Linked DNA regions of Mus musculus: regions 1 and 3 are each linked to region 2. A link is a loop called in an ENCODE intact Hi-C map of the cell type or tissue named here. Cell type or tissue: heart. All regions are shown on one strand. Links, peaks and the distances in the headings refer to the core of each region. The heading gives the core; the rest is flanking DNA.

Region 1 (9,927 bases), core at 1,379-9,378, 100 kb after region 2:
AAAAGCTGAGGGATCCAAAACTGGCAAGTGTGTCCTCACTTGGTTCCTGAGGAGCAGCCCAGCAACCACCCGTGTAGACACCTCACTCAGATATTTGTGTAAATTCACCTAGAGACATGTCCAATGCCTGCTAAGAGAAGGATCTTGCACACCACTCCAGGCAATGTTTAGGAGCTATCATAATTGATTTATAATTGTGTTGGCTATAAACAAGTGAAATAGTTAACAGAAAATACTTAGTTACCACAAGTCATAATTTTAGATTCTCTACTTTTATTGTAAGTAATCAGAATAATCAGGGGGTTACACTAGGGAATCTGAGAATGGAAGCTTTTTAGTTTATAATCATCATGCAAGTTACCACCAAATTTCATAAGCTTTTTAGCTAGAATTCTTGTCCCAGGAATAAAGCCAAAGTCCATCTTATTCTCAATGCTCTGTACTCCCACTTTACACCTGCAAAATTGGCTTACTAACATTCATCTCTTACATTTCTACCCTTTCTCTTCCCTCCCTCCCTCCCTCCCTCCCTCCCTCCCTCCCTCCCTCCCTCCCTCCCTCTCTTAACCTCCCTCCTTCCTTTCCTTTGTGTATGCATGAGTGTTTGCACATGTGTGAATAAATGTGTGTATTTGTGTGTGTGTAGGCCAAAAGGACACGGCTCGTGTCATTCCTCAGGTTCTATCTATCTTGCGTTTTGAGACAGGGTCTCTCAGTGGCTTAGAACTTACCAGGTAGGCTAGTCTGACTGCTCAGTGAGCTCCAGAGATCTGCCTGTCTGTACCTTTCATGGGATTACTATTAAGTGCTTCCATGCTCAGATTCTATTTACCTGGATTGTGTGGCTCCAACCTGGCCCCTCTGGCAGGCCTTTCTTACTGAGCTCTCTCTCTAATCCTTGTTATTTCTTTCCAGTATTCTTATGAGTATAAACATTGGCCATGTGAAACTCAATGGCTAGACTTTAAAACCTTGGAAGTCCTGGCCCTAGAAGAGGAGAGGAGAGGTGACAAAGACCAGACAAGCTGGTAAACAATCCAAATACTGTTAGACATTAGAAGGCTACTGCTACAGAGAAGTAGACACGAAAACTATCCAGAAACATACAGGTTGTGGGAAGGTTTCCCCATATCCTGTCTAGTAAATTAAATTATATGCTGCCCGGATGAGAAAAGACCACGGCATTATGGCAGAGAGGGGAGAATGCTCTTTATAATCTGTCAGACCCGTGGGTCGAGAGCTTCCCAGGCTTTAGCTGGTATGTGCCAAGGAGAACGCTGTCTAGGAAGGATCTCACTTTCCCCTTCTATTTCCATCCTTCTCGCCAATCCATACAAACACATTAGCTATGTGGCAACTAGACCACTAGATAACATAAAGCCAACATGCTAGGGTACTGTGTTCCCGACATGCTGAGTTAAATCATGGCTTTCAATGGTAAGGGTTGTTCTCATCTGCTTAAAAAAGTGAAGAGTCACAGACCCTGCAGCTAGTTGTCAGCATGAGAAATGGTGGCCACTCTAATTAATGATAGCTGTCACATGGCTGAGCATGCAGGTCAGCGGTAGAGTACATGCCCAGCATGTATAAAGCACTGTTTTGATTTCCAGCATGCCTAAATAGCCCTGTCATAATCAGAAATATAATGAAGCAGATACCTAAAAGAAAAATTTTTAGTTTTGGTCCCATTTCTATTCCAATTTATGAGCTGGATGCTTTCTCCTCCATTGCTTTTCCTTCCAATTGTAGCAGACAGGAGTGCGAATCAGCTCTTCTGATTCCTCCAAGTGACTTGTCTGTAGAAAATCTAGTGATAAATCATTGTTCTGCATGGAGCTGATAATGGGCAGGCCTCTCAGCCAACTGCACAACTCCTCTGAAAACATTCTTACAAACCAGTATTTGATAACAAAAATCCTCTATGACTTGTGAAGGATTTGGTAATCCCTGTGAATTTTCTAGTTTCAAGACACATAGCAATTCAGCAGCAAAATTTCCATTTGTAAAAGTGATCTTAAGCAGATACAATGGTACGGCACTCAAATCATCATAAGAGCTTCAGAAAAAGTAACACAAACTTGCATCATCATAAGAAACCAGGCAAAGTAGTATGAGACTCATATTAAAAGCTGTAGAAAAACAACGCGGCATTACTACAAACACCATAACAGAATTGGAACTTCAGCTTGAAACTAAGCAAAAGCAACATCAATTTTGTTTCAAGAAGCCTCCATAGAGCTCAGGCTGTGAGTTCAGGGAGAAAGGGCTGTGGGCGGGAAGGCAGCAGAAGACTCCCCAGCCAGTAGGATCACTCTAATAAAGTCCACCCTGACAGCCCACATTGTCTCAGGTAGATCAATAGAAGACCAAGCACTTCATGTGTTGAAAAGAATTCTGTTTTGTTCACAGAATTCTCTTTGAGCACTTTTGTATTTGATTTTGTATAAAATGTAGCAGACAAAGCATGACAAAACTCTGCAATATCCCTCCCTATCAGGTGACTTTAGCAAGTGGGACCATTACTCTTCAGAGTTTTGTTTGCTTTCTATATATTGCAGTAAGTGGTGAGCACCATCTCCCCCACATTTGAGAAAGCAAAGCATCTTGAGTTGTCATTGCTGCTTTAGCACTTTTACAAAATGTCTAAAAGTTTAAGTTTTACAAATTGCCCATTCTTGGAAAAATAATCTCTGCTGATGCCACAGTATATTCACGAGAGGGCTTGCAGGCACTTGTTTGCATTATTGTCCTTTTTAAGGTTTTTTTTTTTTTTTTGCATGTGGATGAAAGCTTAGAAAATGTTTTGACTGAGTACATTATGGGGAGAAATATAAATAATAACCAAAGCTATTTAAACACATGTGTAAAAAGAAAACATATGCTTCCAACTAAGTTCTATGACAGACTAGGGAAATCCATTTCAATTCTTAAGTGGCTGTGAACAAAAACAATGTGTAAAAACTATGAATATTTAACAGAACAGGTAACTGAGCATATGCTGTGCTGGCTTACTATTCAGAAAACCACACAACTGACTATTTCTTCCTTTTTTCAGTTCTTCCCTTCTGTACCTTGAGAGTCAGAAACTGCCTATACACCCTCTGTCTGTGACTAGAGTATAGTACCATTCCTCCTGTGGGTGTGCACTCAGAGCTCTGCCGTAGAAGCTGACTCACATAAGGAATGATGAGAAATAGCGTATCTATCAAGGCCCTATGTTTGTTGAGATTTAGCAGTCACTGGACATATAGTCTTTTTTTTTTTTTTTAGAAAAATAGTGAAAATTAAGAGATGCAGCAGCTGCAGGGGATCATATAGGTGGTGTGCTGCAGCTGATTTGCAGTCTGTCCTGAAGATGCCGGGTTTGGGCTGAGGAAGGACTGGGCTCAGGGGAAACATGCTTCACTTCCAAAATTTATTTTAATTAGGAAATGGCTCTGTTTCCAATAGTCTAGGAAAATAAATACAAAACAAAATTCTACATGTACACATTTTTCACTCACAGGGACATCAGGGAGCAGAGCTCACAACAAGCCTGTGTCTGAAGAGCAAGGAGAAAGCTTTCTTTGGCAGGATCTCGTGTTGCATCAGGCACTAAGGGAAGGGAGGGAACATTTCTCAGACAGAGGGAAGAATAGGAAGAACTTGCTTGTTTTGGCCATGCTTGCCTTTTTCTTTTCTTGTGTGAACACCCATGGATTTTCTAACACGATGGCGATGTGCCCCATCCCCAAAGGCTGGAAAGGAGGAGGTGGGGAGGAAGCCTTGTACTCCTGCCTTGGCCATTCACACACCACACCTGGATGCCACAAAAGGATGAGCAGACAGACGCATGTGCACTTTGGCTGGAGACCTCAGCTAAGACTTCAGAGAAATATTCAACTGAAAAGCATAGTCATAGGGGAAAAAAACCCTTCAGACAGAAACCACAGAACTCAGGGAAATTTAATTTATCTTATGACATTTTCTAAAGGGCTGGGTTTCTTAGATGTTAACTAAAAGAAAAGGTTATATAGAATAGAGTAATAAGCAATAAAAAAAAATCCTACTGCTCCACACACATAAATGGACTGTTATCTATATAGCCAATTTATTGCAACAGATACTTTGGATTAGAAGATGGGCTATTTGGGTGTCTATTTTCTGTCTCAAGATGAGAGATGGGAGATATAAAGTTTAAAACAAAGATGCATATATTAATTCAAGCAGAACACTGATCCTGTACCTGGGTAATTTAAAAAGAACTATGCCTTAATAACAAGAGGGAATTTTTATTAAGAGAAAGGACAAGCAGACATGACTCTCCTTAAAGGAAACACAAGACAGCCTGTCATTAGACAGCTGTCCATCACATAGCTACTGGCATTTCACAGCTACATGACCTTTGGACAAGTTACACAACTCCAAGCCTGTTCTCAGCTTCGGGGAAAGAGTCAGGGATGATGTCTGCAGGCTGTAGTTATAGCTTAGCAGTGGGGCACTTGTGTAGTTGTAGAAAGCCTAGTTTTAATCCCCACCAATGGGAAGAAAAAGTGGCTAGAAATGCCCATTTCAGACACAACCGTGCTGGTGTCTGACCGGCTAACACTCAGTAATAGGCACTAAAAGGCAGATGCTAAAGGACTGCCAGAGGGGATGGGTAAGAGGAAAGCATTTTCTCTCCCTCTGTGCTAGGTGATTTTCCTACCCTGGAATCTTATACAGGGCAGGGTGTGGTTTTGGAAAATGAAAGGCTACTTCATGACTTGTAACTCACAGACCACCTCCACCTCTGCTGTGATGGAAGCAGACCAAAGGAAAGTCAAGAAGCAGGTGACCAATGAATAGCAACAATTCCTCTGCTTTTTCCAACACTTGTGTTCCTCCCCAGTATCTGACTGTACCAGGGCCCAGTCCTAAAATAGTGAGAGTTTTCCCACAGAAGTGGAAGCAGCATGGATAAAAGCTGAGAGGTGAGAATGCATTGTAATCTGGGGACTATAGCTTAGTTACAGTACAATGACAAACTGGTGATTAGTCAGGGGAACTCTTCAGGTGTGTTGGTCTAGGTCACTGGGGTACTTCTTTCTCCTGAGGGACTTGCTGTAAGCTCAGTGTCTCACAGACCTTCCAAAGTCTCTGAACTAGTCGACTGGCTCATCAAGAATTCTTAACAGCCAGATTTCACATTATCTCAACCTGGGGTGAAAATGTTTGGCATCTCCATACCCAGAAGGTCACTCTTGTAGCTGTCCAAGAAAAAAAAAAGACCATTGATGAGAGAGCTGGGGCTCCTCTATCAGAATTCAGCTATAAGGCTCACTTAGGTAGACCCAGCCAAGCACAACTAGCCAAAGGATGCTAAGAGAATGGTGAGATATGTGTATGTATGAAGATCTGAATAAGAATGGCAACCCCTACCAGAGATTTCCTCTCTTCTACCAGAATCCTTTGCAAAATAATGACTGGCTCGTTTGAGAACAGCACTGCTGTAAAGTCTCTGTGAGAGACAACCTCAGGGCATCAAGAGCTGGAAAGACTAATGATTAGAACAGATGGTGTCTGCAAACCACCAAAGCCCTGGAGTAGGAAGTCATGTGATGACTAGGTGGCTAAAAATACTGAGGCTATTAAAGACCAAAACTGCATAAGTCACTTGGTCATAATAAGACAATGGGTTGATAAAGGTCAATGGTCTTAAGTAATCAAAGATGAGATTTACTAAAAATTCAGTCAGGATGCAAAGTGAGGGTCAAGACCTGATGGAACTTGGAAAAGCCTGTAAGTTAAAAGATGCAAAGTATAGTCCGACCGGCCAAGTAATATGTATTTCCCTGGCAAAAGCAAAACAAACAAACAAAATAACTGGTTTCTGGAACCAAGGGATAAATGGAGGGGTGACAATCCTAGCATTCCTGGAACTCAATATGTGGACTAGACTGGACTTGAACTCAGAGATCAGCCTGCGTCTGCTTCCCAAGTGCTGGGATTAAAGGTGTGTGCCACCACCCCCTGACACTACTGAGCATTCTCAAAGTGGACAGAGCAAGGAACAAGATTGACCTGTCAAGGCAGAGCCGCTGGCAGCTCAAGCACCTCAAGAGTCAAAGTGAAGACCCCAGATCAGCTACAGGCACAAGGAATAGAAAACAAATCCAAAGGAAAAAGATAGAAATACTAACTACATGTTTCTTGCTTACCAAAGCCAGAATGGTAACTGCAATCTACACATCCCTTTTTGCTGCTTCATCTGCAAGAACCGAGATAGAAGTTTATGCTGTTTCCTACTTGTTTTATTTAAAATATGGTGGTTATAGTCCACTTCACAATTTAGTCAGTAAATTAATAAACATGAGCTATGAATGAACTAGAGAGGGTTAAAAGTATAGAACCATCACTCAGAAACCCCGTAGTAGAGTGGAGCTGAGGTTTCGAACTTTATCTATTGGAGAGGGAATATTCTATGTAGCTCGGCAGCTGTGTTAGGAGTGGGCTGACAGCTTGTTGTTACCACTTGGAAACTCAGGGAAATAGGAAATCAAGAGGAACACTTAAGTGAGTAAGCTGTACCATGCATCTACTCAACCAAAAGATTGACACCTCTCTTATTCTGATACTCGCAGGGTAAAGGCCAAATGGTTTGCCTCCATTGACTCACTGTGGTCAGAAAACAGACACAAGACATGGTTCTGAAGCACAGGGCTTGGTCATGTGCTGACCTCTCTGGCTGGGCAGCAGTTTCTGGTACTATGTCCTGGCTTTGCAGATGAACATGACTTTCATGGTAACTGGTATGTATACTCAACCTGTCCCCATGCTGTAGCAGAGGCTGTGCTTCAGAATAGTTACTGCTCGCCCTCTTAGAGATCCCATAAGCTTTAACCAAGAGCTAGATACACTCTGGCTTATGTCAAGTACAGAAGAAACTGAAAAGGAAATTAAGCTATAGGGTCTCAAGCTGAGGACTGTCAATTCTGTCTTAAAAGGCAATTCTGGCAACAGAGGCATGGATGAATTAGAAGAACAATCTGGAGGCTATAGCAGTAAGTCAAGAATTAATTATGAGGGGAGTGGCAGCAGGAAAGAAAGAGAGAAGAATGGAGGAAAGAAGGAAGGAAGAGGGGGACAAGGGAGGGATGGGTGAGGGAGGACAACCCAATACGAACCCAAACTGTAAATGTGTAGCTGTCTGTGAACACATAAAACATAAATGAAAATCGAAGAGCACAATTCTCTTGTTTGAGTTTTGGGCTGCTAGTCTGACACAAATTGAAGATGCTGCTAACACCCAACTCTGAGCATGACTAGAGGAAGATGCTGAGGTGAAGGTGGTAGGAGTTGACTGTGATATCTTTTTGAAAACTTCCTCATGTCACTAACGTATGCTGACTACCAAGATGACTTTTCAGATGACTTACATGGGATGAAGCTAGTATATTTGGTATAGTCTTCACTGACATTGTGAAGTACTTTTATATAGTCTTGGAGGAGCATATGTAGTTTTATAAAGAACAATCAAAGCGTGAATAATGTTCATCTTACTAGAGCAATGAACAAAGTTGTAAGTGTGTAGACTCGGCTTACCCAGGACGACACACTCAATCTCGTGCCATGCTGAGGCACTTTACCCTGATGTGGCCATGGAAATGTAAAGAAGGAACTGACTGTGGTGAACCTATCTACTGGGACAGTGATCCTGTGGAAGAGAGAGCCATACTGTAGCACTCATATCTTGGGAACTATGTGAGGAGAGCAAGCACTCAGAAGACAGTTCTCTGCAGCATGGTAATCTGGAAAGGTGATTCTAGGGGTGCCAGAGTCAGCCCCCCCCCCTCTGAGGGAGGAAAGAAGGCTGTTAAGTAGACTATAGCATGGCTAAGATATAATATGGTACAGATAATATAAGTAATAAATTCCAAATAACAGGTATTTAGAGGAAAGGGGGAATGAAAGAACTGGTAAAAAAAAAAAAAATGAGTTGGGACTTCATTGGCCATACAATGGAGACGCTACTAAAAATGAAGTAGGTTCTGCAGGAAATAAGGAAGGCCAGGTTCCTTAGAGCAACCCTAACCTTATGAGAAAAGCAATCACCTAAACACATATGTACTGTATTTTGTAGACCATAGACTGCCCTGCATGGTAGAGAGACAACAAAGAGTATACAGGGCAGACCTGGTCCATGGGAGGCTCACACACTGTGGAGAGGTAGATGTTTGTCAAATGGTAGGAGGATAAGTTTAGGGTACCTGTAATCTACAAACAGGGAGATTGTGCTGGGTACATTGACTAGAGAGCTGATGATAACACAGAGCAGGGAAGAAAAGGTTCTGATTTGAGTCAAGCTTTCAGAACGATGGAACTCTAGGAGAAAGGAATCAAGTCAATGGCACTTAAACAAGAGAAAGGAAAAGTGGTACTGTATGACTGGCAGCTCAGTTCCCCAGGGGTCTTCATCATAGTGATCCTGAGAATATCCTGAATGGTTTTCTACAGAGTTGCACAAAATCAAACCTGTGATTTTTTTAAGGGACGGCCTAAGTATAGAATGGACAGAATGTGGCACACTGGCCATATGAAAGGTACCATGAGGTGCCTGCTACAGTTCTCTAAGTGAGGGAGAAATATAAACTACCTCATGGCTACTGGGGAAGGGGATGGCCATGGTATAAACCTCAACAAATATGCACAGAAGTTATTGAAATGAGGGGAAGAGTCAAAATATGGGGCTACCCTGAAAATTTTACTTTCAAAAAAGTTTGTATATGTGTACATATATATCTATCTCCTGGTTTCCTCTGGTCACACAATCATCTCACTGCACTAAATACTGTATCCACTCTATTAATGGTCATCAGATGCTGCATAAGGCAAACACGGCCTGGTTTGTGGTGGTACAGTTAAAGTCCAGAGCAGGTGACAACAGAAAATCCATTTGCTGGGGAATAGAAGACAGATGGCTCAGGGGTTAAGGACTTGCTGCAAAAGCATGAGCAATGGGATTTTGATCCCTCCAACGCACGTAAATGCCAGTGGGCATAGCTGCATGCCTGGAAGGGGGCGACAGGCTATCTTTAGAGTAAGACTTGCCATATAAACAAGTGCTGGGCTCAACTGAGAAAACCTGGCAATGAATAAGTTGGAGTGGATAGTGATAATTCGTGACTTCAACCTTGAGCCTGCACAAATGTGTTTGTACACGTACAGACACATACACGTACACATTCATACATATATACACATATATCATTATCTTTAAAGTGGTCTTAGAGGCTGGGTGTGGTACATGACTGTAATTCTAGCATTTGGGAGACTATACCAAGAGGATATCAAGATTGGGGCTAGCCTGGACTCTGAACAACTCAGGGAGACCCTATTCAAAATAATAAAAAAGAAATGAAAAGAAAAAGTTATAGTTCATATAGACCACTAATAGAACATGTGCTGAGTTAATGTAACCCCACTTGTGTGCACCCATGTGTACATGCACACACACACACACACACACCCAACTCTAATCAGTCCCCAAAACAATATTAAATCAGACCCTGAAATAACAAATATATACATTATTAGAATGTCAACTGCACTTTTCTTTAGAACTAAGAGTATCAGATGCAATCCAAATTCCACCAATACATTAAGAACACTGATGTTTAATAGAATACTTAATTTATACTCATCAAAAATAGCAATGTGGACCAGGAGTAAGTCAAGGCAATCTTGAAAGACTCAGTACAAGCTATAACATATCAGGAGGCTCTAGAACCAGCACCAGTGGCAGACACTAAAGGCTACAGCAGAATGGCAAGCTCAGAAATTAAACTTCATTTCAATACCAAATGCTTATTAATAAGATTACCAAACCCATTCAATGTGGAAATCAGCCGTTTAAGCAAAGAATACTAAGAAAACTGTGGACATCCACATGAAAATGAGTTTAAATTC
Region 2 (9,927 bases), core at 1,152-9,151:
ACAAGTCTATTTGGATTCATGGATCTCCTTCTCCCATCTCCTCTCTGTTTGTTATAGACCACATTGGCTTTGAACTTAGAGTGACCCTCCGGCCTCCCAAGTGCTAGCTAGGCTTTAATACCTTACTACTTTCTTTAGGCAGTTTATCTAACCATCCAGCCATTCTCCACATTTTATGCATTTGAAGTTTCATTGTAGGTCCATATCATTTCAAACATCCCGAAGTGTTCTTTTTACTGATAAAAGCAACCACTGTGTGCCTTCAAAAAAAAAAAAAAAAAAAAAAACATAATGAATGGCACTGGTTTCAAATGTGCTTGGTACTGAAAGTTGATAATCCACACACCTGTGTCATCCATCCCCCAATTAAGACACAGATAGCTGATTTATGCCCAGAAAAGGACCAAGCACATCAAACCTCCAAGCACACACCACCCTAACCATACGTGCACGCAAGACTGGCGTTTCCTGTCCTCATCCACCTTTGTATATAGGAGCTCTAAAGGAGCTCATACGCGCTGAACTCTTGGTACCCGACTTATTTTCCTCACGTGGCGTTCTTTAGATCAGTCACACTACGGCATACAACAGTACTTTTCAATAAATATTGATTAGCTGATTCTTCTCAGTGTTGATAAATAATTTTGGTTGATTAGAAGCTTTAAAATACAATTATAACATAAATGCCTCTTATTAAGTCCCATGGGAAGTCAGGGCTGTTTGTTGATGAATGAATGAAGGTTGGGTATGTTTTGTAGAAAGGGAATTGAGGCATCATATTTTTAAAATCAGAGAAGATATCCAAACACCTGCAACAGGTTGCTATCTGGCTCGGAGCAACCTGGGGTGGAAGCAATGGTGATGGCTAAGTGTTGTTTTCCATGGGAATGTTTCCTTAACTATACACTTATAGTTGGAAAGCAAAGCTCAAAGGGAGGCTATGGCTTGGCAAGGGGAAATGTCCATTTTTGAATTCTTTGAGCAGTAGTTCCCCATTCTCCAGGTTTCAGGGGTGATCAAGGAAGTTGAGGACAGAAGTTCCACCCAGTGCCTGTTGCAGTATAAAAAAGCTTCTTGGGGGAGTCCCAGCTCACTGGAAGAGCACCAAATGAAAACATTTTTAAAGAATCCCCTATAGCCCACAACTGCCTTCCTCAAATGTGGGTTCCCAGGCACAGAAAAGACTAGAGGCTCTGTGTTATTTGCTGTGCCTTTGGTGTTTCTTAGTGATTTGACATTCCCAGTATGCCATTAGGTGCTTTTTACTCCTCAAAACTTTCCTTTTAGTGAAGTGAGCTAAACTCACTGTTAGATAGGTACTGATCTCAGCTTTCACGAAGCCCAGATTGTTAGCAGCAGAGCAACTATAAATCTCAGGTAGTCTTCCAATGTAACTCAGGTGGCTGGCTCAAACCTTCTGAACTAAAAACTCTGGCTCCATAGCCGCCTTCTAGGGGTTAGTGTGGGACATGGGGCATGCATCATTGGATACAGCTTTACATTTTAAAACAGCTTTAGACCTTGGGACCTCAAGAAATATAGACTCTAAGACCACTGCAGTCTTTGTGGGCTATGTGGCTTTTCCACACCACCAATCCTTTGCTATAAAAGCGTTATTGAGCACCCTAACTTGGCGACTAGAGATGCAGGTAAGAAGTCCAATCAGAAGTGAGGACTGTTATATTTCTGGAAACTTTAGTGGGAAAAAAACAAAAACAAAAACAAAAACCTGTGTTGAATTAATGTTGAAAACGGGATGCTTTGCATTCGTGATCATTGGGTGGAGGAGGACTGGGCACACTGGAAAATGCCCAGGTGGCTGCTGTGTAGGCCAGGTGCTTCTGTGACCAGTTGCAAACTCATTCTGATTTGGGATATGCCCTTCCCAATTATGGATTAAGTTACTCGGGAATGGTTAGAATGAGATGCATTGCCATTAAGAAATCACCTATCTCAGGTGGTTAAAATGCCCAAGTTACGGAACCATCTTTGTTAGCCTGGAACTCAGCTTTCTCAACCCCATCAAGTGGTATGGGGCACTATCTATGCTGGGCCACTCTTTAAACGTAGATAACCACAAATAACCTGTGTTGTTATGTTGTCGTGTTCAGCATGTTGGAAACTGTTTTTCCCTTTACCCATCATGCCCTGATGTCTAGAAGGGTTGAGGCGCTAAAGCAATCTCGGAAAAATCAGAGCTTTTCTTCAGGACAGGCTCAACGCAAGTTAAGAAACCCTTTTCGTCCTTTAATGGAAATCTGTTTTCCTAAAGAGCTCCGTTTAAACCCGCCTGGAGTGGAGCTGGCAGAGACTTCAGCCAGCCTTTGGGTTCCCTTTGACCTTGATTATGACCAGGAGTGTCGCTGCTAATTGCGAGGCCTGCCTCAAGGTGGAAAATGGCATCGGTTTCCACCACCACCCAGGAGAAGCCAAGTTCTGTGGACCACGACAGCGGTTAGGTTCTTTTCAGGCCGCGTCTCGCCACCCAGAGAGCAGCGCGGAGGCCGCCTACAGGTGCAGTCCCGCCACTGCGCCCGGGCTGGAGGCTGGCGGAGCCCTCGGCGTCTCAGAAAGCCCTTCCCGAAGTCCGGGCTGAGCCCCCGGGTGCCCGCCGGCCACTCCCCCTGCTTCCCCCACGCCTCTGCCCCGGCGCGGTCTGGAAAGGACGCTGGGAGCCCCTCCGAGGCTCCACGGACATGGATTTGGGAAGGGATGGCGCGCGGCCGAGGCTTTCCCTCGAGTTTGCGGCAAGTCTGACTCCGGGAAAGTTTTTCAAAGTTCCCAGCAGAGTCTGCCCAGGTCGCCTCTGCGGGGCGAGGAGACGGCGGCGAGCGCGCCAGTCTCGCCGCCGCCAGCACAGGGCTCTGGGCTCGCTTGCTGGGAGCGGCCCGGGTTCCCGGCGGGCAGGCCCTCCTCCCCGGGGCAAAAGCCGCAGCTGACGCAGGCGGCTCCGAAGGCGGAAGCCGCCCGCCCCAACTGCTCCGGCCGTACCGCGGCGCCTACACCTGGGGCTTGCAAGGGAGCCCAGGCCGTGCACCGAGGGGGCGGTCCAGCGGAGGCGCTCTGGGCTTCTCAGAGCCATGGGCTCCTCCACGGTCCTTCCAGGTTCCTTTCTCCTGGCCCGGGCTCCCCGGGACACTGATCTGCGTGTGGGGGCCCCTCGGGCGGCCATGCCACCCGGTCCGTCCCGCAACTTCCAACCCCTTCTCAATTTCTCCCCTCCCCAACAACCCGGAGGAAAGGGGCGTGCCCAATAGATGGCACGCCCCTTATGAATATTAACAATCGCGCATGCGCCTTGTTCCGCGTGTTGAGAAGAGGTGGCCAGCCGGAGTCCCGGCTCCCAGACCGGCGCTCCGGGTCCCTTCGAGAGCCAGGCGGGCACGCGTCATTGTGTTACCTGCAGCCGGCCGGCGAGCTAGGCTCAGGTTTTTTTTTTTTTTTTCCTCCCCTCCCTCCCCGCGTTTCATGCAGCTGATCTGAAAGGGAATAAAAGGCTGCGCATAATCATAATAATAAAAGAAGGGGAGCGCGAGAGAAGGAAAGAAAGCCGAGAGGTGGAAGAGGGGGGAGCGCCTCAAAGAAGCGATCAGAATAATAAAAGGAGGCCGGGCTCTTTGCCTTCTGGAACGCGCGGCTCTTGAAAGGGCTTTTGAAAAGTAGTGTTGTTTTCCAGTCGTGCATGCTCCAATCCACGGAGTATATTAGAGCCGGGACGCGGCGGCCGCGGGGGCAGCGACGACGGCAGCCTCGGCGGGAGCACCAGCGCTAGCAGCGGCGGCGGCGTCCGGAGTGCCCGTGGCGCGCGGCGCAGCGATGCGGTCCCCACGGACGCGCGGCCGGCCCGGGCGCCCCCTGAGTCTTCTGCTCGCCCTGCTCTGTGCCCTGCGAGCCAAGGTAGGAGTCTCTCTCCCGCTCTTGCTCCCCGCGGTCCTCTCCCTTCCCTCGTGGCGTTCTGGACGGGAGCGGCTGTGGCTCCCAGTGCAAGTTCCGGAGCCCTTGAGTACAAGGCTCCCTGACCCTGACTTTTCACCCGAGAGGCAGCACCCGGTGAGGGAACGCTGGTTCCCCAGAGGGGAGCCCCTGGCCTCGAAAGATAAACTCCTCCAGGCTGGGCAAAATGCGATCATTACGTTCTCACGGTCCTTCGGGGCACTTGTCTTAGTTTTCCCGCACTTGTGTTTTTTATGCCCCCAAACCAGGTTGAGCCCTAAACCTAGTTTTTGCAAAATTATTTTCACTTGCCACCGAGGATCTTTGGCAGCCTGGGGTGTGTGTATTGGGGGTGGGGGGTGTCAAGGAGTCTCCACCTCCACCTTCAGAGAAAACTTTCTCATGCGTTGACCTTCCTTCCTCGCTGGCAGGTGTGCGGGGCCTCGGGTCAGTTTGAGCTGGAGATCCTGTCCATGCAGAACGTGAATGGAGAGCTACAGAATGGGAACTGTTGTGGTGGAGTCCGGAACCCTGGCGACCGCAAGTGCACCCGCGACGAGTGTGATACGTACTTCAAAGTGTGCCTCAAGGAGTATCAGTCCCGCGTCACTGCCGGGGGACCCTGCAGCTTCGGCTCAGGGTCTACGCCTGTCATCGGGGGTAACACCTTCAATCTCAAGGCCAGCCGTGGCAACGACCGTAATCGCATCGTACTGCCTTTCAGTTTCGCCTGGCCGGTGAGTGAGCGACACACCGACAGAGTCGAACGCGGGGCCGAGCCCTATATTGCCTTGAGAAGGATTTAATGCCACTTGAAACTTGGCACTAAGTTGAGAGGCTTTGGGGGTGGCAAGTTTGAGAGTCCAGACTACAGCTGGACCTGGACAAGATGAGACGGGCGGGTCTTCCATTCTGGGTGGTGTCTGCTTAGCGCAGCGAAATGGGGTCTCTGAAGAGCATTGCTGGGGGAAAGTACGCAAGGATGCTAATTTTATGCTTGCTACTTCCAGTTCCCACCCTCGACCAGGCGGTCATTATAGATGATTTCTTTGCTTAACTAATTAAAACTCGTAGTGCCCTGGAAGGCGACTGCGCATAGTCTGCCCTGCATACGCTGTCCAAGTTGGCACCCTCCCCTTTCCCGTGAGCCGCCCCGAGGGCGGGTGTGTCCTTCCTGCAGGGTGTGGGGGAGCAGGCTTCCCGCGGCTCTAGTGGGGAGATTTTAGTGTGTTGGAGGGGTGCTCTCCCAGCCTGAAGTGGCGGCTGCAGGAGGGGGGTTGTCTCCGGCTGGCGTCCAAGCTTTAGTCTGGGAACCTCCGCCCCCTGCCGGCCCCTTCCTCCCGCCCCCGCTCGGTGCAGCCCAGGCTGCCTTACTCCCAGCGGTTCCCCAGTTCTGGAACAGCTGTGTTTGCAAACTTCCCCGGGAAGGGCGGGCGCACTCTCTCGTCCGGAGGGCACCCGGCCTCCGCAAGCCCTTCCCGCGCCCTAGTAAGGCTTAGAAGAGGCAGCCCGCTATAAGTCGTGTTTGCGGGTGCAACTGCGTGCGCCCTCATCTCCCCCTTTTCCCTCGGAGCTGCTTGAGGCCGGCGTACCGCTGGCAGACTGCGGCAGAACCCTTGCAACATCCCAAAATGGGTGGAAGGAAGATGGGTGCGATTGCAGAAGGGGAGGAAAGGGAAATGGTGGGGGGTGTGCCCGTTGTCCAGGAGGCGTGACTCGCTGCCAGGACTGGTGCTCCGCCAAGCTTGAGCTCCGAGGGTGGGTGGTAAGAGGGGGAGATCTGTGCCCCAGAGGATTGCTTTCCGCCACGTGCTCGGATGGGGTGCGCTCTGCTGCCTCCTACCCGCGGCTTTGGGCTGTGATTTGAAACTCTGAAGAGGGGCGGGAGAGAAGCCTGTCTGGCTGTCTGTGTGTGAAGCTGAGCTGGCTCTTAATGTCTGCGTTTACAGGAGTTGGCCTTTGCTGTGGGTGCGATAAGACAGTTATCGAAAACATGCTATTAAAAAGGGTCTTATTTTGGCAGGGGACTGCCGCTGTAGGTGAAATCTCTTCAGATCTGAAGGCTGTGTCCGCTGTGGGATTTCACTTTTACAAAGAATGTTTGTCTTGTTTGTTAATCCCCTATTAGGGAGAACTTTAAGCTAAAGAGGTTGGCCACCTCTAAATCTGGCTGGGTCCATTCGAGCTTAGGGTGAGTACTGGCTGCCCTTGAGCTGTGTTTGGAGTTTCGGGAGGAAGGGGCCTGCAGGTGGTTCCACCCTCCCTAGGATCAGTCCGAGCCCCTCGCTTTTCACAAGACCATAAAAGGAATCTTATTAGTGATGTGGAAAGAACGGCAGGCCTGGCTGAGGTTTATTTTGGAGAGAGGGGTCAGGGGGAGGATGGCTTGGATGAAAGCAGACAGACTTGCTCCACAGGCTGGCTGGGGGAAAGTGACCCAGAAGTGTGGCTGTCTGCTTTTGACACCTGGAAGAGAGAGTTTCTCACCGACAAGGAGCAGAAATGGTGTGAGTGGATGGATGGAGGGTTGCCACCACTGCTGGGCTCCTACTGTTCAGTGCCTTCAGGCCCCACGGGTCACCGACCATGAAATAGACTCGGGTTTTCTAGAAAGAGGGAGCCCCACTGGGTCAGCACCGAGAATGTGGTTCTTTTTTGAAGCTGGGCCAAGTACATGGATCACTCCTAAACAAGTCTCCACACTGCTGCCCCCAAACAGGCCTCCTGCGAAACACAGGCTTTACTTCCGAAGAGAAACTCAAGTGGGGGGGGGGGGTGGGGTGGGTGTGTGTGTGTGTGTGTGTGTGTGTGTGTGTGTGTGTGTGTGTGTGTGTGTGTGTGTGTGTGTGTGTGTGTGTGTGTGTATAAACTCAAGTGGGGTGTGTATGTGTGTGTGTTGTTTTAGTTTATTTTCCTCAGTGTGGTTAGAGAACCGCTGCTGTCTGGAACTTCCAAGAATGGCTCCAGGGTGAGTCTTAGCTTCAATGAAAGCCTTAAGCTTCACAAGTGTTAGTAATGGGTCGCACAGCTTCATTCGCTTTGATAATTAACACGAGAGGCTTGTTTTTAAAACGGGCTGGGGGTGTAGCTCATCAAAATAGGTATTTGCCTACCATTCTTAAAGGTCCTGGGTTTGAATTCAAGCCCCACAAACTTAATTTTTATTTCTCCTCCTTCTTAGTTAGTTTACAGTGGAATTGGTGTGGAGATGTTGGAATTTCAGAGTAGGCCATAATTTAAAAGGCAAACAAAGCCTCCAGCCTACCTTGGCCTCATAGCCACATAAGCTGCCAACCCCTAAGCAGGCACAGTTGTCTTTTGGGCTAAGTACTCCTAAATTGGCTTACGGAGAAAGGAAACACTGTGTTTGGTAAAGCTAGTTCAGTGAAGAAAGTCATGTAATTCCTTTCTTTTGATTGCTAGTATGGCCCCTGTTCGTGGCCTATAGAGGAAGAGGAGGAAATGATCTGGTAGGATTGAAACACAGTCTACATCCCAGCTTGTGAGACGCTCTGCAGTGGACGTCCCTGCCATCTCAGTATCGCATTCGCTTATATTGCCCTTGGGCTACATCCTACTCCAGTATCAGTTGCTCTGGCCCCAGTCTTTTAGCTTTGTGCTTCTGATTGGGTTGTCATCCATGCTGTGAGGGAGCTCAACTTGCAGCAGCTAGCTTGATTTATTATTTTCCAATTTGGATACTAGGTGATAAGAGCATAGTTATGACAGGTAATTGGGCTTAACAAGAAATGATTTGGGAATAACCATTAATAAATCACCGAAATGGTTAATTTGCACCTCCCCAAACTAGCTCAAAATCCCAGTAGTGCCTGCTCATTAAAAATGCATTAGTATAATTACTTCTGTTTTTGAAAACCTCAGTCATATGGCTGCATTGGTGGCCCTAAATTTGTAATGACTTGGGGTAAAGCAACAGGGGTGTCTGGCTTTATCTTTAAATACCACTGACCCTATTCAGAGTCTTGCTGAGAGCAACTTTAATTATTTTAGGAAAAGCCAATGAAACGTGACCAATGTAGCAGAAGAGGATGCCAGCTTGAACCCGTGTCACACTTATAGCCTCAGTAACTAAATAACAGGAGTTAGAGTCAAGTTGCCATCAGGTAGTTAATCACAGAATCTAAATTGCCAGTCCTTGGGTATGATTATGCTGTCTGCTGTCTTTCCTCTAGATGTGTGTGGACACATGGAAGAGAGAGGAATAAGACTCTCTTTAAGTTAGCTTTTTTTCTGTACCTCACCTGTGTGCCGAGCATGTATGCAGACAGTGCGCTTGTGTAAGTGCTAAGCACAAGGGATGATGTGTGTATGGAGAGAACATTGTTTCTTCTTCTTGTTGTTGTTCTAAGAAACCTGCCTCAAATGTTTAAGTTGCTTTACTGGGCTTTTGGGGAACACGGAGGTAGAGTGGCTTTCAAGCACTGTAAAACAGCTGTGACCTGGAGTACTTTCTTGGTTCCTAATAGTTTTCCTTTTCCTGCAGGTATAGACCTCTCTGTGTTTTCTTCCTCCTTTTCTTGTTTCTTAGCAACTTGCTCAAACCTCCAGTACGTAAAAGAATCTGCAACCCATCAACTCCACACCCATAGCTGTGTAGGGCCTTGGAACATTTGTAGAGAATAGTGAAGGCTCAGTGCTGTTGGTAGCTGAATTGGGCAGAGGCAGAGGCAGCAGCAATGTGGTAGGGGTAAACCTCCTAGAGAGCCAGCAATCTGAATGCTGCCTAAGGTCTTTACAAGCTCTGGTACCTTCAGGGACACTTTGTACAGAGGGCAGGTGGGAAATTTACCATGGAGGGAAAAGGCGCTTTGTGAGAAAACAAGGCTAAGGCTACAAGGAGTCCTCACTTCACATGGGAGCCAGATTCGGAGTAGCCATGTTGTGGAAAGGCCTAACTTGGTTCCAGAGTGTCAGGCTTTCTATTCACATAGATTATTTCTGCGTGGACGCATAGTCTGTGGTTGTGCACACTGCCAGCTTGGTAATCCATAGTGACAAATATTCCTGAGAATTCTTCTTGGTGGAGCTTTAGAGACATACCCCTAACTAGCCCAAGGTTTTAGGATTCAAACTGTTCCCAAGTGACATTTGGCTCCAGCCCTTAAATCTACTTTAACAATAATGAGAACAAAATAAACTTTTCTTCCAAGGGCTGGAAGATGTATCTGGAGGCATGAAAGTGAGGACTCTGACAGGATGGGGAGGGAGGTGAGTCTTGGGCTCAGAAAACTGGTGTTGCTAGGTTACTGCTTGGCCCACAGCAGCCCCTTGGTCCTTACTCATAGTGTCAGTAACATCTCTCTCTGGAGCAGCATGTGGACTGGGAAGACATTCCCAGGGTGGCTCCTAGTGGTTAAAGGGGGCATGTAAATAATCAAACTGAGCCCTCTACCAGCTCAGCCTAGTTTTTATGCACTTTTGGTAAATCAGTAGAAAGGCTTCTTGTTTGGGCTTGCTCTGTGTGAACTGGACGGTTGTGCTTGGCTGGCTCCCTGGTATTCTATCTATTAACCTCACCACCCTTTTGTAACTGGTGCATTTAATTATCAGTGGGATGCCTTTCAAACAGGTAAGGGTAATGATGGGAAAGGGGTTAGGGGCCTCTCATTGAGAGCCTGCAATCTGGGTATGAGCTCTGGGGCCCCTTGGTGAGTCTTTGAGGTGGGCTTTGATGAGAAAATCACTCTTTGTGGCCAGATCACACTCTATTGACATGTCAAATCCTGCAAAAATGGTCGCTTTCTGTGGCTGGAGCCTCAGCTTGCATGCACGAGGGGAGTGGTCTTTTTTTCCACCCCTCACCTTGCCAAAACCCTAAAAGACAGGAATTGTGTGTGCCCACACATGGACTCTCTGAACTCGTTTTTTGTTTCCCATGTTTTGTGACTGGAATATTTTATACTCTGGCCACCCAGACTCAGGCAGGACAATAGAGTTGGCTGGACTGACTGAAGTGCGGATTACAGAGAAGAA
Region 3 (9,927 bases), core at 1,274-9,273, 550 kb before region 2:
CATAAAAATAAACTGAAAGGAAAAAAATCATATGATCATCTCATTAGATGCTAAAAAAGCCTTTGACAAATTCTAATACCCCGTCATGTAAAATCTTGACAAGATCAGGGATACAAGGCTCATACCTAAACATAGCAAAAGCAAGCCAGTCAGCCAACATCACATTAAATGGAGAGAAACTTGCAGAAGTTATACTAAAATCAGTGGCAAGAAAAGGCTGCCAACTCTCTATCTAATCAATATAGTACTTGAAGTTCTACCTAGAGCCGTAAGACAACAAAAGGAAATCAAAGGGATTCAAATTGGAAAGGATGAAGTCATATATCACTATTTATGGATGATAATAGTATACATAAGCACCTCCAAAATTCTACCAGAGAACTCCTACAGCTGATAAACACCTTCAGCAAAGTGTCAGGATACAAAATTAGCTCAAATAAATCAATTGTTGTTTGTGCTCTAGACTACTCAGTTCCTGACAAGCACCAATTCCTGACACTATTAATGATTCTCTGTTATGCTTGCAGACAGGATCCTAGGATAACTCTCCTCTGAGAAGCTCCACCCAGAAGTCAAGGAAAACAAATCCAGAAACCCACAGCCAAACATTAGGCAGAGCTTCTGCAATCTTGTGGAAGAGTTTAGGAGAAGGATTGGAAGGACCCAAAGGCGATAATGACTCCATAAGAAGACCAACAGAGTCAACTAACCTGGACCTTTGGGGGCTCCCAGAGACTGAACCACTAACCAAAGAACAAGTATGGGCTGGATCTAGATGCCCTGCACATATGGAGCACATGTGCAGCTTGCTCTTCATGTGGGTGACCCTATAACTGGAGCAGAGGCTGTCCCTGAGTCTGTTGGTTGTCTGTGTAATCTATTCCCCTAACTGAGCTACCTTATCTGGCCTCAGTGGGAGAGGATGCACCTAACCTTACAGAGACTTGATACACCAGAGTTGGGGGATACCCAGCGAGCTTCCATCCTTTCAGAGGAGAAGGGGAAGAGAAATTTGAAGGACCATAGGAGGGGGAACTGGGAGGGGGCAGCAACTAGCAAGTAAAAATGAATAAATAAATACATGGAAAAATTTATTAAGTACAATTGAGTTAAAGAAAGAATGAGGAATTACAAAGATAATTCAGTTGGTAAGTATGTATCATGTAAACATGAAGACCTAAGTTCAATCTCTGTTACCTAGGAGAAAGCCAAGTGAGGTTTTCCTGTGATCCTAGCACTGAGGAGGCAAGATTCATTCCCGGGGCTCACTGGCCTGCCAGTCTAGGCAAATTGTGATCACCCAGTCTCAAAAACAGGGTACTTAGTTCCTAAAGAACAATGCTTGAGATTGACCTCAGGCTGACAAGCACTCATACATAACACACATTTAAATATGCAGGGCACATGGCTCAAGAGAACTCTTAGTGACTCACAAAGACATTATTTCCAGCTATGTGAATCTACTGAGTAGGCCTGTGTCCATGAAAGCCTCCTGGATACATAGAAAGGGACAGGGGCAAGTTAAGACAAAACAATGCAAATTATGTTCCTTAAAAATACCTAGTATATACCTAACAGTGTCATCCTACCCAGATGCCTTTAGCAGTAGGGCCACAGGCTTACTCTCAGTAGGTAGGAAAGTGTGCCTTTCTTTAGGACAGTTGCTTTCTATTTCCTTCTTTGCAAAGAGGTACTTAGTAAAATGTCTGCATCACCAACACTAAAGAACATTCACCACCTATCTGTGTCTTTCTATGTATCCTGTTGTGACAACTACAGACATAGTGCTTCTGTTATAGGTAGACCGTAATGTTGTCAAATTAATTATCACAAATTAAAAGGCATGATCCTGTCATTAGACTTGCTATAAAGAAGCACAAGTAGGCTTTGTTGACTTTTATTAAGTACAGATATAAGAGTTTTCTGTCTGGTTAAAAATATAATCATCAAAGAGACTATTTGATTGGGACACTAGCCAGTTTGTATTTAACTAAGACATTTCCCAAGAAAAGTCTTCACCAAGTGTTCATGCATCACTCCGCTGATTCTTTTTCTTGTTGGTCCTCATTGTCTATGGCACTGGCACCCTCATGTTGGAGCTGACGAAACTTTTGGTACACAGGTTCACTTACTACCCTGTATTTATAGGCAAGCCATGTTTTGGAAAATTTGAGCTTAATCATTGGCAACATCAACCAATAAAACTTGGAAAATGTTTCCCCATCACATCCAGTGTACTAGGTTCATAGATAAACAGAGTTAAAAACCTTATTGGCAAAAATTGAAAGTAATGGGGAGATTATTTATTTTAGAGTCAAGGGAATGGGAGAAAGTCGGTGAATGAATGAGTATATAGACACTGCAGAACTGGACTGACTGAAAAGCCTCAGGTGGACTGAGAAGCTCTGGACAAGAAGTGACTTGAGTGATGACACCTGTGGAAGCTTCTGGTAGGGAGAGCCACACCCCAAATATGCTGCTTCCAGAATGCAAGGGAACTACTCTCCAGATGGACTCTTTCATTTCCAAAGTGTCCTCCATCCCATGCTAAAAGAACCCTAAGCCCTCCATACCATGTGCGTACTGTATCCTCTCCTGAGGAAAGACTGGCTTTTCAACTGTTCTGATTTAAAATCAATCAATCAATTAATCATCAATCAATCTACTTCTGGAGATGCTAGTCTTCTTTCTGTTATTTCCAAGTTACCTCTACCAATCTGAATCTAATAAAGGTGACAAGTGAGTGGCTGAAATTCTGAAGTAGATGAATTTCTTACCAATGAATTATTACAGACCAAAGAAGGTGATATACCTTCTAGGTCCTCATAATATGACTTTTCCACCATACAGATAGAGTTGCCCGTGTCTGAGACAATATCAGTGCTTCTACCATGTCCGCCAGTAGCTGTGCCATCTCCTTATCCATTTGGCATGTGGTACCAGAAAGGGCCAAGTAGGGTGGAGGGAACCAGAAATTGCCTACAGCAAGATAAAGGTCATCTTTAGAAATGGCTGTTACAAGGTTCCTTTGCTTCTTCTTAAAGACAAGGGGCAAGTCTAAGGAATAGTTTGTCAAGTCTTCAAAAGTAGCCACTGGAGCTCAAACTACTTTAATGATGAGCAAAGGAATCAGCTTATAGATGATTCTTAAAAGTTTCTGCTTCTTCCTTGTTTACTTTGACAAAACAAGACAAAACTAATCAAAGGAACCAACAAAAACTCCACCAGGATCATAGTCTTAATAATGAAGTTGGCTTTAAAACTTCTAATCTGAAGAGAAAGCTAAGGTAATTGTAATATGTCATGCAAGAACTTCCAGGGAGTAAAAAACACCCATCAGCATAGGTTGATGTTGAGTTTTGTCTTCAACACCTTCCCTGTCAGGGCTTCCCACTGCTATCTTGACACCCTTCCTTCATGGAAATCAGTGGCTTCACAAGAAAAACACATCTCAGTTAGTTATCACATTTGATTAAACACCTCACCCTGAAGTGTAAATAGCTCATGGCTCCTCCTTTCACAGAGACATTTGCACCCCTTGGCTCTATGGCAGCCCTCTCAAACAGTGGAATTCGAGCTATCAGGAAAAGCCAGATAAGGTGGATATTTTGGGAAGAACGACTTCCCCCAATGGCTGTTTCTCAAACCACATCACTTTGGGACAATTATGACAGTGATTTATTGATGTTAAAAAAAAAAAAAGAAGTGGCTGCACTGTTTTTGAGTATAAAATGTCTGTGTTTATTTAGCTTAGCTTAGCTGATTTCCTGGTATATCTTTAATATACTGACAGAATTCCATAGAAGAATGTTTTTAGTTTTTCCTTCTTTTTCTATATTGCTCATTCTAAATGTCTACCTTTATGGAAGATCTTTTTTTCTTTCTTCTTCTTCTTTTTTTTTTTTACAAGAATCCTGCATTAAAAAACAAACAAACAAAAACCTCCACAGTTCTATAAATTCAAGAAATTAGTAGAAAATGCCAAAACATGAGCCAGGAAGAAGTTAAGATCAACATTTTGAAAACATAACCAAAGTAAAATACACATACATGCAGAGTTCAAAACCCATGTGATTAACTAAGAATCTCACTGACCAAAAGTACTCTGAGTTTGTCCATTTAAAAATCGCAAACTTTTCACACGTAAGCATAACACACACAGGCATGCAACATAAGCACTTCTGGACCTGTAAGTTTAAGCCACTTAAATGTAAAAATAGAAAAGTGCTGTGGTACAGAAAGCTAGTAAGTTCAACAGAACATTTACTTTCTGTGAAGCCTTTCTGTTAGCTCATTTCGATCATGTCATTGATTCATAGTGATCCAAGTTCGTCATCTTGAATACACTACCTGGCCCTCAGCTTTATGAACATAAACCCTGTGTAGATAGCACCAGAAATCCCCCAGGCAGTCGACATCCATTTGTATTCTATTCATTTCCTGAGACAGAACTACAAAGTTGTGCATAGGAAATGCAACATTTGTCCTGCACAAATGTCTTTATCTTTATTTGCCCCATTTTGGGCTATAATTTTTTTTTTAGATTACTCACAGCCAAGGGTCATATTTCCATGATGATAAATTTCATGTTACGCCTGCTGTGAGCTGATGTCAGTGCAAATTGGTGCCAGGACAGCTTCAAAATGCTGGTAAAGAGGAAGTTTCTGTATTTTATTTCTGTATTATATTGTGCTGTTTTCCTGTGAGTAGTGCCAGGGAAGACTTGGAACTGGGGCTCATTTTCTGCCTTGCTCATCTCCTCACAATAGATAAATATCTTCAACTCCCCCAACCCCAACCCCCTACTCCTGTTGGCTAGACTTCAGTCTGATGATCTGTGAGCTGACCATCAACGTTCAAGCTCTGGGTCCTAGCACCCCCTGAATCATAGCTTTCTTCATGCTGGGGAGATCTGGGCTTAGGACATTAATATGGCATCCAGAACTGTACCTGCAGTGAAGGCCATTTCTGATTATAATGAAGCTTCCTGTCTGTTATCAGCCTGTTTGGCATTGGATGTGTGTCCACTCCCAGTGACCACTGGAAGCCCAGTGTTGTAGCTCAAAGATAACATTTTGCCTTGTCTTTATTGCATTTCAGAATGGATTCAAGCTTTCTGTATTGGGTAAGTTCCATTTGGAGTCTGAGGGGAATTCCAAAGCCAGGAATGTTCTGTTTGTGAAGTCATCCCAGTAACGTGTGGAATTTTCATCACTGTGATTTTTTTTCCCCTTGCAAAATCGAAATGTTGAAGAAAATGCAGGAAACTGGCAGTTAGAATCAATTCCCCTCACAACAGCAGCAGGATATCAGTGAGAAAATATGTTCTTCAACTAGTGTAATAATTGTTGGCAATAAAGTCTGGGAAGTGCTCATGGGACACTCCATTTGATCTGGAGAGGCTGCTCTCTCAAAGAGGTCATGTTTCAAGGGCTGGTTCACATGGTGTTTTGAATCCAGAGCCCGAGTTCTGATTAAATGCATGGGATAAACAAAGATTCTAGGTTAAGCCTCACAGCCCCAAATATGTAATGCCTTTTACCTGTAGAAGTTGCATAACAAACAATGAACATATGACAGGGTGAGATACACAACATTCTTTAGTTATAAAGCCTTTTGCAAACATTAAGTTTATTACACAAAAGGGTGAGTCTCATAACTAGATGGATTGGCTCCCTATTGCTCTCCAGTTATACAAACATTGTACTTTCTGTTAGTAAGCACCTCCTTTTTGTCAGACACCATTCTATCCCTCTGGGTGCTGTGATCAAAAGTGACCAGATTTTTCTTTCTTTCTTCTTCTTCTTCTTCTTCTTCTTCTTCTTCTTCTTCTTCTTCTTCTTCTTCTTCTTCTTCTTCTTCTTCTTCTTCTTCTTCTTCTTCTTTCTGAACCATGAGGACAATGGCAGATAAACAGAAAGAAGGAGAAAGAGAAGACAAAATACAACGTGTCACTCCTAACGAGATTTAAAGCCAAGAAAGTATGTCCAAATATGAAGGAAGATATGGTAGGAGTTTTTGACTTTAGCTCTGAGAAAGTGTGCCAGTTTTCCAGGTTTGCTCAGGAACCAAGTGCCAAACAGAGCCCACAGCTAGTGGTAGTACCCTGAGCCATGCCAGCTTTGCTTCAAATCAGTTGAGAAATGACTTGTTCTCTCTTGCATAATAAGCAGGGAGCAGACTCAAAAGTAGTGCAAGATGCAAGGTCTTTTAATTAAGTTCTCCTCACTCACTTAGTGACTGCTGGATTTCAGGGATTCTCCTAGAGACAACCAGCAAGGCAGAGAGTTGGGGTGAGTGCTGTTTGCACATCTATTTCTGGTATGTTCTAATTTATGCACAAATCACGATCTAGGAATGCTTGCAATGTATTATCTCTCAGTTAATATGTAAGCATATGTTTTTATATGTATATTTTATGGTGTCTTGTGTGGTGCAGAAGATTGAAAAAAAATTACTGTGCAATGGAGCCTATATCCAAAGAACAGGATATGTAGCTCAGTGGTTTGTAGCAAAAGTAAGCAACCATGGAGATACCCTTGATCAAAAGCAGAAGCCTGTTAGCTCCTCTGTGGACCCTTTAAACATCACTCCACTTCTCTGGGAAAGAAAAACTGTTTTGCTTGTTGGTTGCTAGAGGTTCTTTATTTTCCTTTTTTTTTTTTTTTTTTTTTTTTTTTTTTTTTTTTTTTTGTCTGTTTGGTTGGTTGTTTTTGTTCTTTGTTTGTTTGTTGTTTGGTTTTTGTTTTAGTTTAAAGAGCAATCCCAGCCAGAGACAAGAGGTCTACTATCCAGACCAGCTTGGGCAAAGTAAGACTCTGTCACAAATAAAAAGTAAGCAACTAAGCAAACAACATTCCCTACCATTTTTTTTGTCACTAAAGGGTGATAAATGGCCCTTCATATCTATGCCAGCTGTGGATTGCAAAACTCATGCCCTAAGTAACCCTCTTTTTGCCCCTCATTGCCTCTGACCAGCTAAGTTATCCAAGTGATATGTACATTCTTCTTAAGGAATTATCTATAAACAGGAAAATGCATGTGTCTGGAACCTAGCTCATAAATATTCAAACTATACATGTAGTTATTGATAGAAACACTGGGTGTATTCAGAATCGGTGCAAGTGGTTTTCAGAGACCGGTGGCTCAGACACACAGTGCATGGCTCCAGTACCTCTTTTTGTGCCAGGCAAAATCCAGAATGATTCAGCTAGCCATCTAGTTTGGTCCCTGAAGCCTCTGTTTAAACTCTTTCTAAATGTAGAGTGTTATCAGTTTCCCACTCCCTCTCTTTTCCCCTCCCTCCTCTTCCTTCTGTGGACAAAACAGACTGTTATGGATTGGTGATAAGAATCAGTGTCCACTGAAAGACTTGTCAAGCCCACCACCATGGGAAGTCTTCAAAGCATACCAGGCACATTACCCTGCAGTGTAAAGGCACTACCTGTCAGTGAGGAACAGCTCATGGCTAACGATTGCCTTCTCCTAGTTTCCAGGAATAGAAGGATTTGCCTCCAGTCTCACTGAAAGCTCATTTTCTCTTTTCTTCCCTGCCGAATGCCTGGGAATATGGAGAATTTATAAGATATGGTTTTAGAAGTATAGGAGGCAGGACAATGGGCCAAATTTCTGGATTATAGCTCTGCTTGCCAATTAGGTGAATTGAACCAGAATTTAGCTCTCCTGAATACTTCTTTTTTCAAATAATTAACATGCATTACTCTATGGCTTTCTCTGATAAATGATGAATAATAGTGAGATATAAACATAATTCCCCCTTTCAGTCCTAAGAAGCTAATCAAGGCACAAATGTCTGTATTTCCTATTTTTTTCCACACAGTCTAACTAAATCTCAATTTACATATGGTAATGTTCAATACTCATTTGCTAATAAAGATGTTTACAAATGAGTCAGAAATTCATGACACGGTGTAATTAAACCTCTTGCCATAATTATACTTACACATTAAGTGCATATTTTGCATACCCATCTGTATGTTATTAATTCAAGCCTTTGCCTTCCACAACAACAAAACATCAAGTGACTTAGCAAACAAAGCAACTCCAGGCATTTTCTAAGGTATTCTTAACTCCTATGCCTAAATTTTGTGTGGACATTTTTGGTTTGCCCTTGAACATTCTGTGTTTGAGATCAGCTGCCGAGTGTCTGCAGAGCGCCAGAGTTACAGGAAAACAGAGTCACACATGGCTTGCAAAACTGGTTTGAATTACAGTAAGGTTGATATGATCCTCATTAGATAATGACATTAGAAAGCCACAGATGCCACTTCATATACATGCCCACTCTTGGTTGTCTCGATAGGATGCAAATCCTCTGACATAGCACACTTTCAAAACACTGACATGACCTTTTTCACATGAGAGCATTCAGTGTCAGGGTATTTTCTCTTCTTTTCTTTTTAAAATGTCCTTGAAAAAATGGGGAAGAAAGAAGTAAAAGACCCCTAATAAGCAGAGATGGTCAAGTAAAGAGATGATGTCTCTAGGCTTCATGTAAATTCTGGGTGATCTTGTGAAGATGCACATTGGTTCTGCAGGGTGGTGTGGTTCCCAAGTTAGAAATTTCTAGGTTGCTGCCTGATACAGGAAAAACAAGTGGACTGGAGAGAGTGGGGAGGGAGGGAAGGTGAATTGCTTTTTGTTTCCTGTCGCCTTTCATGGGAAAGTGAATTCAAGGTATGGGATTCCTGTCTTTCAAGCACCAGTCTCTCTCACATAACATGTCCCAAGTGGATTTCAAAGACTGGCCCTGTGCTTCTGCTCTCTGCTCTCATGGAAATTAACTATGATCTTGCCAGTCTGTGCTTTGAGAAAAGCACCTCTCTTTATTTTTGTGGGAATCTGCATCCCATAATAACAGTGCCTCTCAGTGGGAGCAACATGAAAGCAAATTAACCCTTTAAATTACAGGGAGGAGGCAGTAGTAAATTCAGGCCAGGTTGTAGTGGCACCCCTTTTACCTTTGCATAAGGTAAGGAATTCATAAGACTTGTAGCATCTGTGGGGAGGTGAAGCAGGGTGGGGATTGGGGATAGCTTTTGCTATCTGGAGATTCAGTTTCTCCTTCTAGTTGTCACTGAGTGAAATAAGGTTGGGTTAAGGGTACTGGAAAGACTTCTACCAGTTAGAAAATATAAAATAAAATAAAATAAATTAACCACCTGAAAAGATAGGAACTAAGTTCTGCTGAGCCCTTGTCTTGTTCCACAACTTTATTACATCGTCAATTAGAAGAAGTAAGATCTAGAGAAGTTAGAACCATTCTCAGAGGTTCTGTGTTAACTAAACAGCAGAGCTTGGGAATGTGAACTCAGCTCTCTCTGATTCTTGAAATAATGGAACTGTTTCCCAGGCTGAAGGCTCTATGCTAATTTGCAGGCAGGTCAAGTCTTTGAAATTGTGCCTGGCATGAATTGTCACATAAACAAATGAACCCCTGTGATGATTGTTGCATAAATGAATGAACATATTCATACCACTGAAATCCATGGGCTCTAGCAAAAAGCCAAAAATATTTTTTAACAGTAGTGTGCCGTGGGACAGAGGTACACGGACTGCAGCTGTGCTGTGCGTGGGAATTTCTGGTCAAGATACATGCCTTAATCTTTCCCATCGTCCTTCAGAAAGCTCTTGGTGATGCACATCTTTCAAAAGTTCGGAAAACTCAGTTTCTTCCAAAACAAGTCAGCTGAAAGGAACTTCAATGATGCTAATTGTCTGATAGTGTGACATTTTATAAGAGTTTTAAATACATCTCCTTGCAACAAAGCAGACAATGAAGGAGACTGGGTGGAAATTTCTTCCTGTAGGAAGAAAACCGAAATGGGAGCCAAGGCAATGTGAGTTAGGTACTTCAACACACACACACACACACACACACACACACACACACACAGAGAGAGAGAG

The links. A loop is a pair of places that touch in the nucleus more often than their neighbours do. Peaks named below come from ENCODE experiments on the same cell type or tissue, not always from the same donor. Only the 100,000 strongest peaks of a DNase experiment are listed, where the experiment ranks them.
Region 1: a loop joins it to region 2, with 6 times the contacts of the local background. A loop is called at or near these places in 5 of 42 quality-filtered maps.
Region 3: a loop joins it to region 2, with 5 times the contacts of the local background. A loop is called at or near these places in 3 of 42 quality-filtered maps.

What each region holds. Positions count from the first base shown.
Region 1 is chr2:137,007,819-137,017,745 of GRCm38, reverse strand. All of the region lies in intron 4 of Slx4ip (SLX4 interacting protein), which reads right to left. Among named protein-coding and RNA genes, the nearest start is that of Jag1, 100 kb to the left of the region's middle. In heart, for the core only: no CTCF peak of the experiment used is centred there; DNase peaks (open chromatin) are centred at 3,725 and 5,535.
Region 2 is chr2:137,110,147-137,120,073 of GRCm38, reverse strand. It overlaps Jag1 (jagged 1), which reads left to right and starts at 3,554. Exons shown (of 26, transcript NM_013822.5): 1 at 3,554-3,897; 2 at 4,365-4,670. The coding sequence starts at 3,817. In heart, for the core only: CTCF peaks have their summits at 2,512, 5,200 and 5,776; DNase peaks (open chromatin) are centred at 2,593, 3,273, 5,203, 5,673 and 3 weaker places; H3K4me3 peaks cover 5,469 bases; H3K27ac peaks cover 6,326 bases.
Region 3 is chr2:137,658,611-137,668,537 of GRCm38, reverse strand. Gm14064 (a long non-coding RNA gene) reads right to left here and starts at 5,145. Exons shown (of 6, transcript XR_866773.2): 1 at 4,951-5,145; 2 at 4,553-4,646. In heart, for the core only: no CTCF peak of the experiment used is centred there; a DNase peak (open chromatin) is centred at 5,157; H3K27ac peaks cover 4,262 bases.